Linked DNA regions of Homo sapiens: region 2 is linked to region 1. The links are chromatin loops, found by intact Hi-C in ENCODE. Cell type or tissue: heart left ventricle. All regions are shown on one strand.

Evidence for each region. A loop is a pair of places that touch in the nucleus more often than their neighbours do. Peaks named below come from ENCODE experiments on the same cell type or tissue, not always from the same donor. Only the 100,000 strongest peaks of a DNase experiment are listed, where the experiment ranks them.
Region 2: a loop joins it to region 1, with 6 times the contacts of the local background. A loop is called at or near these places in 1 of 110 quality-filtered maps.

The regions. Positions count from the first base shown.
Region 1 is chr2:46,563,027-46,568,026 of GRCh38, reverse strand. The region is part of intron 2 of RHOQ (ras homolog family member Q); the gene reads right to left. Among named protein-coding and RNA genes, the nearest start is that of RHOQ-AS1, 15 kb to the left of the region's middle. RefSeq lists enhancers at 2,747-2,836, 4,814-4,873. In heart left ventricle, a CTCF peak has its summit at 3,115; a DNase peak (open chromatin) is centred at 3,080; H3K27ac peaks cover 2,545 bases.
Region 2 is chr2:47,308,337-47,313,336 of GRCh38, reverse strand. All of the region lies in intron 3 of EPCAM-DT (EPCAM divergent transcript), which reads left to right. Among named protein-coding and RNA genes, the nearest start is that of BCYRN1, 24 kb to the left of the region's middle. RefSeq lists enhancers at 2,216-2,285, 3,546-3,735. In heart left ventricle, no CTCF peak of the experiment used is centred here; a DNase peak (open chromatin) is centred at 2,326; H3K27ac peaks cover 2,664 bases.

The DNA.
Region 1 (5,000 bases):
CATGATCACAGATTGCTACAGCCTTGACCTCCTGGGCTCTAGCCTCCACCTCAGCCTCCCGAGTAGTTGATACTACGGGCATATGCCACCATGCCCAGCTAGTCAGAAATTTTTTTATTTTATTTTTTTTTTGTAGAGACAGGGGTCTTGCTCTGTTGCCTGGGCTAGTATCGAACTCCTGGGCTCAAGCAATTATCCTGCCTCAGCCCCCTAAAATGTTGGGATTATAGGCATGAGCCACGGCCCTCAGACTTTAATGAATTTTCTAGGAAGGTAATTTCAGTCCACATTGAAGGAGAAAGATTGAACTTTATTTTGTTTGAAACATCACAGGAGGCTGGGTGCAGTGGCTTATGCCTGTAATCACAGCACTCTGCGAGGCTGAGACAGGTGGATTGCTTGAGTCCAGGAGTTCAAGACCAGTGTGGGCAACATGGCAAAACACGATCTCTACAAAAATAAAAAATGAGCCAGGTGTGATGGTGTGTGCCTATAGTCCCAGCTACTTGGCAGGCTGAGGTGGGAAGATCACTTGAGCCTGGGAGATTGAGGCTGCAGTGAGCTGAGATCATGCCACTGCACTCCAGCCTGGGTGACAGAACGACACCCTGTCTCAAAGAAAAAAAAAAAAGAAGAAAAAGAAAAAACAAACATCACAGGATTTACTTACCATCACAGAAAACCACATGCCACTGGCTACATTGCTGTTAGTATCTGAGTCACTAATAAAAAATAACTATGTTAGCCAATATTTGTAACTGTTGCATTCGTGGTCATTTTACCTAATAGGTGCAGGCCTGATTACTTCATTATGATTTCTGGAGTAGTCAGCCTTGGGAGTTTAGGAATTTAACACTGAAATAAATAGTTTTATGATGAATTACTTTCCTTTTTATTTCTCCTTTATATCACTGCCAGGATGTTATACTGATTTAAAATTACATGTATAGGGAGGTTATATTATCTATAGATTTCATTTGAGGATAAGTAAAAAGGAAGTATTTGTTATAAAAATGGGAGATGGGTCTGATAAAATTGAGGTATCAAATCAGGCATTGAACAAATTGGGACAAAAATGACTATAAATGCAAATTGGGACAGGTGCTATGAAGGAAAAGAGCCAGGTTCTGGGAGAGAGAATAACCAGGAAGATGAGTTTCAGTCTGCGCAGGCAAGAAAGACCTCTCTGCAGGGGTGATGTTCAACCTGAGACCTGAGGGACCGCTTAAGGAGACAGACAACAAGACAATGTATGCAAACGTCCCAAGGCAGAAAAGCCCTGACATACTGAAGACCACAGGGAAAGGCCAGGTGACAGGTGGGGCTGGAGAGGGAGTCAGCTTGGACCCCTCTGCAGGGCCCACCTGCAATGGAAAGTCATTAAAAGGTGAGCCCCCGACCCCCGCAAAAAAGTCACAAAATTTGAAAACGATAATCCAGGCTACTTTGAGAAGAATGAATTAGGCAGTCAGGCTTATAAGGGGAGAGGTTATTATAGTAATTCAGCTGAGAGAAGATGGAAGCTTAGACTAAGGGACAGCAGTTGACAGCTAGAGAAATGGTGGATTCTAGATATATTCTGGATATATCTAGATGATATGGCATCTTTTAGAGGGATGAAGAAAACTGAGGGTAGGGTAGAGAAGCACCATAGGGAGAGAACTCAAGAGGACAGTTTGGGACGTGTTAAGCTTGAGATGTCAAGCAGGTGGTCAGAGGAGGTCTCTGCCTCTGAGTTCCAGAACTAGCTTATTACTATGTACCTCCTTTTAGCTGAACCAGAAGCATCTCAAATTCAACATTTCTGAACTAAATTCATTTCTTCCCAATCAAAACTGCAACTCCTCCTGTATTCACCATCTCACTAGAAGATATCACCACTCAATCAGGGTGCACAAGCCAGAAACCTGAAAGTTCTCAGGATCAACCCCTAACACAAATACACACACTAAAGCAGTCACCTGCCCAGTGAGTTTCCCTGTTTCTTCTCTCTCTCCGTATTTCTTCACCTGGGAGCTCCTACTCATCTTCCAGGCTTGAGTCTGGAAATCACTTCATCCAGCAGATCTTCTCTGAACCCCCAGTTCAGCTTAAGCATTGCCATGCTCCACACTTCTGTGGCACCACAAGCTTCTCCTGTCATCCTGTTTGTTTATACTGTAATACGATTGCCTCTTCTGATCTGCATCTTCCCCTTCTGCATCAGGACTCCCTGAGGGCAGGGGACTATTGCTCAAGGCCTGGCTCATGGTCGCAGCTTATTACATTCCCGCTGAATCAATGACGGTAGCTCATGGGAAGGTGAAGTGAGAAAAGTCAGCTGCAGTCATTGTGCAGGTAGCTTGCACAGTGCTAGCTGCACCTCCTTCACCAGCTACAAAGCTTGAGAAAGTGGATCAAATACCTGAATTCTCTCCAGTAACAGGTTAATTTCTCAGGCTGCTGATGTCACTTTCGGCCAGATGTCAAATTGCCTCCTGTGAGCAGGGCCATTTTTCTGTGGCACACCAATGGGTCCAACCCACCTCCCTGAATGTGAGCTCTTAATAGGAGAGCCTCAGACTGAGTGATGCTTTAAGCATTTTAGTTCCTGCTGCTTTTCACCACAACTTTTTCTGCATTGTCTTGACATTTGTCTTATCTAGGTATGGAGAATACAGTTGACTGTCTATCCAGCATTCTTCTCCTACTTCCTCCTTCTTTCGAAAACTCTGATTCAGTGCAGGACCCACCACCCCTTCTACACTCAGACACATGCCCCTGGGGACCCTGGCCCCATACTTAGCTATATAGAGAGTCCCTGGTTGGATTAAGCCAATCATTGAGTTTCATTCCCCACTCCTGCCCCTCCCACTAAGTCGCTGGTTTTTGGTGGGCACATGATCTGGGTTGTCCAATCAGAGCAAAGTATTCACTGGCTTGTCCAACGTAGCTCCTGCTCCACCTTCTCCTTCTGCAGCTGCTCCCCACCTTCTCCTGCAGCTGCTCCCCACCTCCTCTCCTCCACACTATAAAAGGATTTGCCACTCACTGGCCCTATCTCTGCAGCTCATGGAGATTATTCAGGGCTCCCTCTACATAGCCCATTGCTGTGTTTGCTGTTATCACCACCAGGGTGTATGCGACAGCTCAGTCCCAGAATCTGCTCTTACTTATCTCCAGGACTAGCTATGGAGAGGGAGGTGTACAGACATCCCAGCTCTGACACTTCTACCAGAGCAGCCCTCTCACCCTTTTCAACACTTGGCCTACAGAGGCTGAAGTCCCCAGTTGACATACATACTTACACACATCCTTTTAATAGACAAAGGCAACACGCAGCCAAGCAGCAAAGAGAAGACCCTGGTAACTACACTCAGATGAAGGCTGCAGTGCTGCCTTCCTCTATGTCCAGATGAGGCAGCCAGAGTGCACAGAGGAGTTAAGCCATGACCAACAAACCCATGTGGAATGTGAATACTTGAGCCCCACTCTGCTGGCCAAATAAACGCATACAGTGCAATCTGCCATCTGAGGACGAGGATGGCTTCCCGGCAGGCGAAATCAGGATGCCCTCACAGACATGCTTGCACAGAACAGGCCCTTTCAAAAACACACACAATTTCTGAGGAGGAGATGAAAATGTTTTGGAACTGGCAGAGCTGGTGGTTGTACAACACAGTGAATGTACTAAATGCCACTGGATTGTATACTTTATTTTTTAATTTTTCTTTTAGAGACAGGAGACAGGATCTCATTCTGTCACCCAGGCTGGTGTGCAGTGGTGCGATCGTGGCTCAATACAGAGTCAAACTCCTGGGCTTAAGCAATCTTCCTGCCTCAGTCTTCCAAGTAGCTGGGACTACAGGTACGTGCTACCACATCTGGCCAATTTTTTATTTTTTGTAGAGATGGGGGTCTCACTGTGTTGCCTAGGCTGGTCTTGAACTCCTGAGCTCAAGCAATCCTCCTGCCTTGGCCTCCCAAAGTGCTAGGATTATAGGCATGAGCTACTGCATCCAGCCTGATTATATACTTAAAAATGGTTAAATTTATGTCGTGTAAATTTCACCTCAATTTAAAAAAAATACACACAGGGGCTGGGCGTGGTGGCCCACGCCTATAATCCTAGCACTTTGGGAAGCCAAGGCAGGAGGATCCCTTGAGCCCAGTTTGAGACCAGCCTGGGCAACATAGGGAGACCCTGTCTCCATTAAGAAAAAGAGAAAAAAAGAGGAAAGAAATACACACAGGTCCACAAGTGTGCAAAGGTATGATCTTGCCTTACAGGTACCCAGACACACATGCGTGTGTATGCACACATGCACACTCACCTAGATTTCTTTGAAAATTCAGAAAATTCTTGCAGAATTACCCTGCAAGAAGTCCCTGGAGGCCAAGAGTTGATGTGTTGACATCAATTCTTCACAATATGCATCCATCACCACTGAGCACAGCTTATCCTCCTTGCACGGGTTTGATGCCCTCCCCTCCCCTGCCTATTCTGTATTACTTCCCTTTATCTTCTTCCCACCAGCTCTGGCCCTTTTATACTACAGACGGTTCCCCGTGGGGGCTCTTCCCGGCCTATCACAAAACAAATAGCCTCATGACATTACTACAGCCTATGTAACTTTACAGCCCAGAAGAGTGCCTGCTCATGCCTTCACAGCAACCCAGGCTACCCACTGACTCTTCACCATCAGCCTAGGAGATAGGTCAGCTGCCACCTCACTGATGAGGAAATAGGATCAAAGAAGCTCACCACCTGTCCAGAGTCACACGGAGAGGTGGGTAGGAGTGAAGCAGGAATGCAATTCTCCTAACCACGAGTGTAGGACCCTCTCCCACACAACCCCTCTTTGTTTCAACCAGGTAGTCTATCATGGGGTTTCAGACACAGACCTCCTGAGTCTCTGAGTCAGGCTTCCTAGCTGTGTGGCCCTGGGCACAAGTTACTTACCTTTTCTGTTTCTTTTATTTATAAAATGGACTACTAATGGAGCCTCCTCTTAAACACT
Region 2 (5,000 bases), 750 kb before region 1:
AGGGAGCTGTGATATTAGCCCCATGGAAGTCCTCACTGATAAGCTGACGTTTGAGTCAACACCCAAGAGAGGGCGGTGATGGAATGAGTCATGCAGGTGTCTGGGGAAACATGCATCGAGCTTCCTAGGAAGCACAGCCTCCACGGGTAGGAGTCGGGGGCCCAACCCTGGTAAAAATCCAGTGGAAAGCCACAGGAGGAACAAGCACCTGGGTTGGGTTTTTCACCTTGCAAAGGAATATACAAAATGTTCCCCCTTGTGTGTGTTTATAAATGAAAACTGAGGATCATGATAAACTACATTCAGTAAAGAACAAGACACGTGATTTCAAAATCTGTACCAAACTTCATCTCCTTTCTTCTAAGAGATTATTTGTATAAATTATAGATCATAGCATAGAATGGTACTTTGGTAACCATCTGGTGTTCATGTTTTGAACTTGCCAGATGATTAGAATCCACCAGGATGCTAGGTTTAAAGATACAGATTCCAGCTCCCTGTCCCCACCCCTGATTTAGGGAAGGGGCCTGTGACTTTGTATATTTAACAAACACTCAAGGTTATTCTGTTACAGGAAAGTCTGGGAGACACAGATAGGTTTCAAAATGAGGAAATAGAGGCCCAGATAGAGGGAATGTCTTGCTCAAGGTGGAACTGGTCAGTCAGGCAGAACTGGGAATAACATCTAGATTTCCCAACTCTGTTAGGCCAATGAAAGTTTTTTGCACAGCACAAAGATCACTTATGAAATTTAAGTTCAAGATACAACAAGACACAAAACATAAAAGCAGATGCCAGGCCAGACATCTATTAGGAGCACCAGATGTACCTGGGACGAACTGGTTACTGTGACTGATCACTAAACTCAGCAACCAAGGGCTCTGGCAGCCAAGTCTGCAGCAGAAATGGGTTGGGTTATTCCATTCCATTCATGGGGTCCAATAAAGTGATGCATAATAATTTCATTTGATAAGAAAAGTTTTTTCCTTTAACAAATTTTAAAATCTTCCAAACCCTCAGCTTCCTATTATGATAATTACAAGAGAATACGAAAAATAAGGATGGAAAAAAAATGGTAAAAGGAGAGATCTATCCTGTCCCAGTGAGAATGATTTCTTCAGTATAATTTATCTCCTGTGGGTAGTCTGGAGTCTCCACCCTCTCATAGGCCCTCAATGACTATGTGTTTGAAGGGCCTTCAGGATAGACTTCTTGAAAACAGATCTTTCTCTGATAGTGCCTAACATTCTTCACAGTGTGGGCCATGAGGCCTGAAAAGGACAAGCACGGTGAGACCCATGGCGAGTTGTAGGACCCTCTGGGCCTTTGTGGCCCACCTGGGAAGGGGAATGTATTAGTCTGTTCTCATGCTGCTAATAAAGACATGCCCATACTGGGTAATTTATAAAAAAAAGAAGTTTAATAGACTCATAGTTCCACATGGCTGGAGGCCTCACAATCATGGAGGAAGGCGAGGAGCAAAGGCACGTCTTACATGGCAGCAGGCAAGAGGGAATGAGAGCCAAGCGAAAACGGTTTCCCCTTATAAAACCATCAGATCTCATGAGACTTATTCACTACCATGAGAGCAATATGGGGGAAACTGCCCCCATGATTCAATTATCTCCCACCGGGTCCCTCCCACAACACGTGGGAATTATGGAAGCTACAATTCAAGATGAGATTTGGGTAGGGACACAGCCAAACCATATCAGGGAATAATAAAGCCATAACCTCCTGAAGGGGGTGGGTGTGATGCCCTCCTGAGCCCCTGCAGCTAGAGCATCTGTGACGCACTGCCCAGCTAGTCTGGGCAGGAGCAATGTGTTGGAGTTTGTGCACATGTGTGTGTGCTGGGCGTGCGATGAGCACCCTGCCACACATGTGGGAGCTCAGATGCCACACTCTTCCAGAGCTGTGCCACAGTTTGACTGATCTGTGACTGCAACCGCTCCAGCAAAGCTGGACTCTTGGGGAAAGAATTTTCTCTTCCCAAGCTTGCTGTGTGGGCCCGTGGGGAGACACACAATTGCCTTTGTCATTTGTTCTTCCTGTGTGGGGACAAAAGCCCTTTCACTTGCTGTGGAATGTACAAGAAGTTCTGTGCCGAAGGGCTGCCAGGCGCTGGCCTGGAATCCGACAAACAAGGAGGAGTTGGGGAGATGGCCGTTTCAGCCTGAGGCCCCCCACCTCCTGGTCCTGCCATGCATCTGTGTGGTCGGGGACTGCCAAGAGGGTCCCCACCGTCTGCTTCTTCACCACTGTGTGCACCTGCATCACTGCCACAACCCTGTCTTAATCATGGCCTGAGACACTGCAGCCTGCCACAGGCGGGCACTGTGCCAGGCATGGGTTTTGTCAACTCATTCAACCCTCCCAACGAATGCTGTTATTCCCACTTTGCAGCAGAGGGAACTGACCTTCAGAAGGGAGGGTCTGGGAGGACAGTGCTGAGACTGAAACAGAGGGGCTGGGACATGGTAGGAGGAACAGGACACCACAACCCCTCACCCTGCACTCACAGCTCTAGGGCAGAATGGAGCCTCAACCCTGGGTGTTTATGCTGTGAGCTGAAGTTTAAGCAAAACAAAAATAGAGAACTTAGGTGGGGTTGGGGTGGGGGTAGAACCCGCCAACACGAAACGTCATCGTGGTACAAGTGGCCTTTTCTCATTGCTATTTACATCCCCGGGTGTTTCTATCAGCCCAGAGCCAGAGACTCACCACAGAGCAACCTGTTGCCAGAATGCTGTGGGGGCTGCGCTATTTTAGGAGCAAAGTTTTCCCAGGTGGCTATATTGTCTGCATTTTTCTCACCAGGGTAGGACAATTCATAGAGCCACTAAAGCCAACCACAGTGTTGAACTCTGCTCTAATTTTAAAATGTAAATGAGCAAGCACCAATGGGAAGTGGCCAGGAGCAGACCAGGGCAATCAGCTCCCAGGGGAGCCCCAAGCGTCAACTCCCAGGTAGGGGGTAAGGGTGAGGCCTGCTGGGTGGGGAGTGGACTAATACAGAGGGCTGGGAAAGAAATGTGTGTGTCTAAAAGCAATTTGCATTAGGCCTTTCAGAGCCCAAGTCTGTGGGTTGGCTTGCACAATCTTGCAATCTTACAAGCAAGAGAGGAAGAAAGGAGAGAGGGGAGCCAGGGGAGAAGGGTGTGGGGATCAGACAGGCTTTTGTATGTGATCTTGTTTAAGCAAGACTCTTATCAAAGAGTAATCCTAAACTTTGCGCTTTCTTATCACCCAGCTCCCTGGGGAATGGGTAGGTGACTTTTGAGTTCCACAAGGGAGGATTAATTGCCTGTTAGAGATCAGAGCTCCAAGTAAGCAGATAAGGTTGATAGAGGTGGGTGGGGTGTGGTGGTTTACTTATGTCCCGTGGAGATGTTCTTTGCTCTTATTATCTAGATTCACGTTTTCTGTGCACAAGCCGAACACTGAGGGCTGAGGAGAAAGCTGCCGTCTAGTGAACAGAGCAGCATTGGAGGGTGTGCCTGCTCTGTGCCCCATGCTGCAGATGCTGAGCAGGGGTTGGGATATCAAAGAATGAAGGAATGAGCCATGCTGCACTGTTCAAGAAGGTCCAGTTCTGTGGTGGTTGTGTGAATACAGGACATTCTTTTCTTTCTTTTTTCTTTTTTTTAGACTGGGTCTCATTCTGTCACCCAGGCTAGAGCGCAGTGGCAAGATCCTCAGGCTTCCATAACAACTGTGAAAGTACTGACTGAGTAGTTAAGTTAAATATTAAAAGCTGAAAGGGCCAGTGCCCTTATACAAAGACTGGAATGTAACAAAAGCCCACCAAGAGTTTTGCCTAGGCCTTTCCTGGGCCTTAAAGCGTGACAAAATAATGGAGGAATTCTTAACAGGATCCATTTAGGATTAAACAAATTTTATTGGGGGTCTGAAGAGACTCCCCAGGCCTCCACAGACAAGTTTATTGGGGTCCTGAAGGAACTCCCCAAACGTCTGTGATTTAGCAGGAGACAAGAGTAATCAGCTGGGCACAGTGGCTCATGCCTGTAATCCCAGCACTTTGGGAGGCTGAGGCGGGTGGATCATCTGGGTGGATCACCTGAGGTCAGGAGTTTGAGACCAGCCTGGCCAACATGGTGAAACCCCGTCTCTACTAAAAATACAAAAACTAACTGGGCGTGCTGGTGCACACCTGTAGTCCCAGCTACTCGGCAGGCTGAGGTGGGAGGATCACCTAAGCCTGGAAGGTCAAGACTGCAGTGAGCTGTGATCGTGCCACTGCACTCCAACCTGAGTGACAGCAAGACACGGTCTCCAAAAATAAAAAATGAAAAAAAAAATTTAAAAAGTTTAGTGAGGAAAGAGTGTAACAATTGTTGTGTATCAGTTCTCCACATGTCTCCAAAATTTGGCTCCAGAATTCTGACTTTCAGTTGAGGCTAGAAGGTGGCAGGATAAGCCGGGCATGGTGGCTCACACCTGTAATCCCAGCACTTTGGGAGGCCGAGGTGGGTGGATCATGAGGTCACGAGTTCGAGACCAGCCCGGCCAAGATGGTGAAACACCGTCTCTACTAAAAACACAAAAATTAGCTCGGCATGGTGGCATGTGCCTGTAATCTCAGCTACTCAGGAGGCTGAGGCAGGAGAATCGCTTGAACCCGGGAGGCGGAGGTTGCAGTGAGCCGAGATCGTGCCATTGCACTCCAGCCTGGGTGACAGAGCGAGACTCCATCTCAAAAAAAAAAAAAAAAAAAAAAAAAGAGAAGGTGGCAGGGTATAGCCTTATGTCCTTGTGGGGTCACTTTGAGGGATTGAGGGAGGAAGTCTTTGCCCATGAGAGTAAAGGGAGAAGCTTCCGGGAGAAGCTCATGAGTCAGGAGCTGGTGGAGGGGCTGGGATCCACAGGCCTCTGAAAAACACCTTGTACACGAAGGAAATATATCAAGCTGTTTTAAAAGATTATCTCAATTTCGTAATTATGGATTATTTTATTTTCTTCCTGTGCTTTTCAGGATT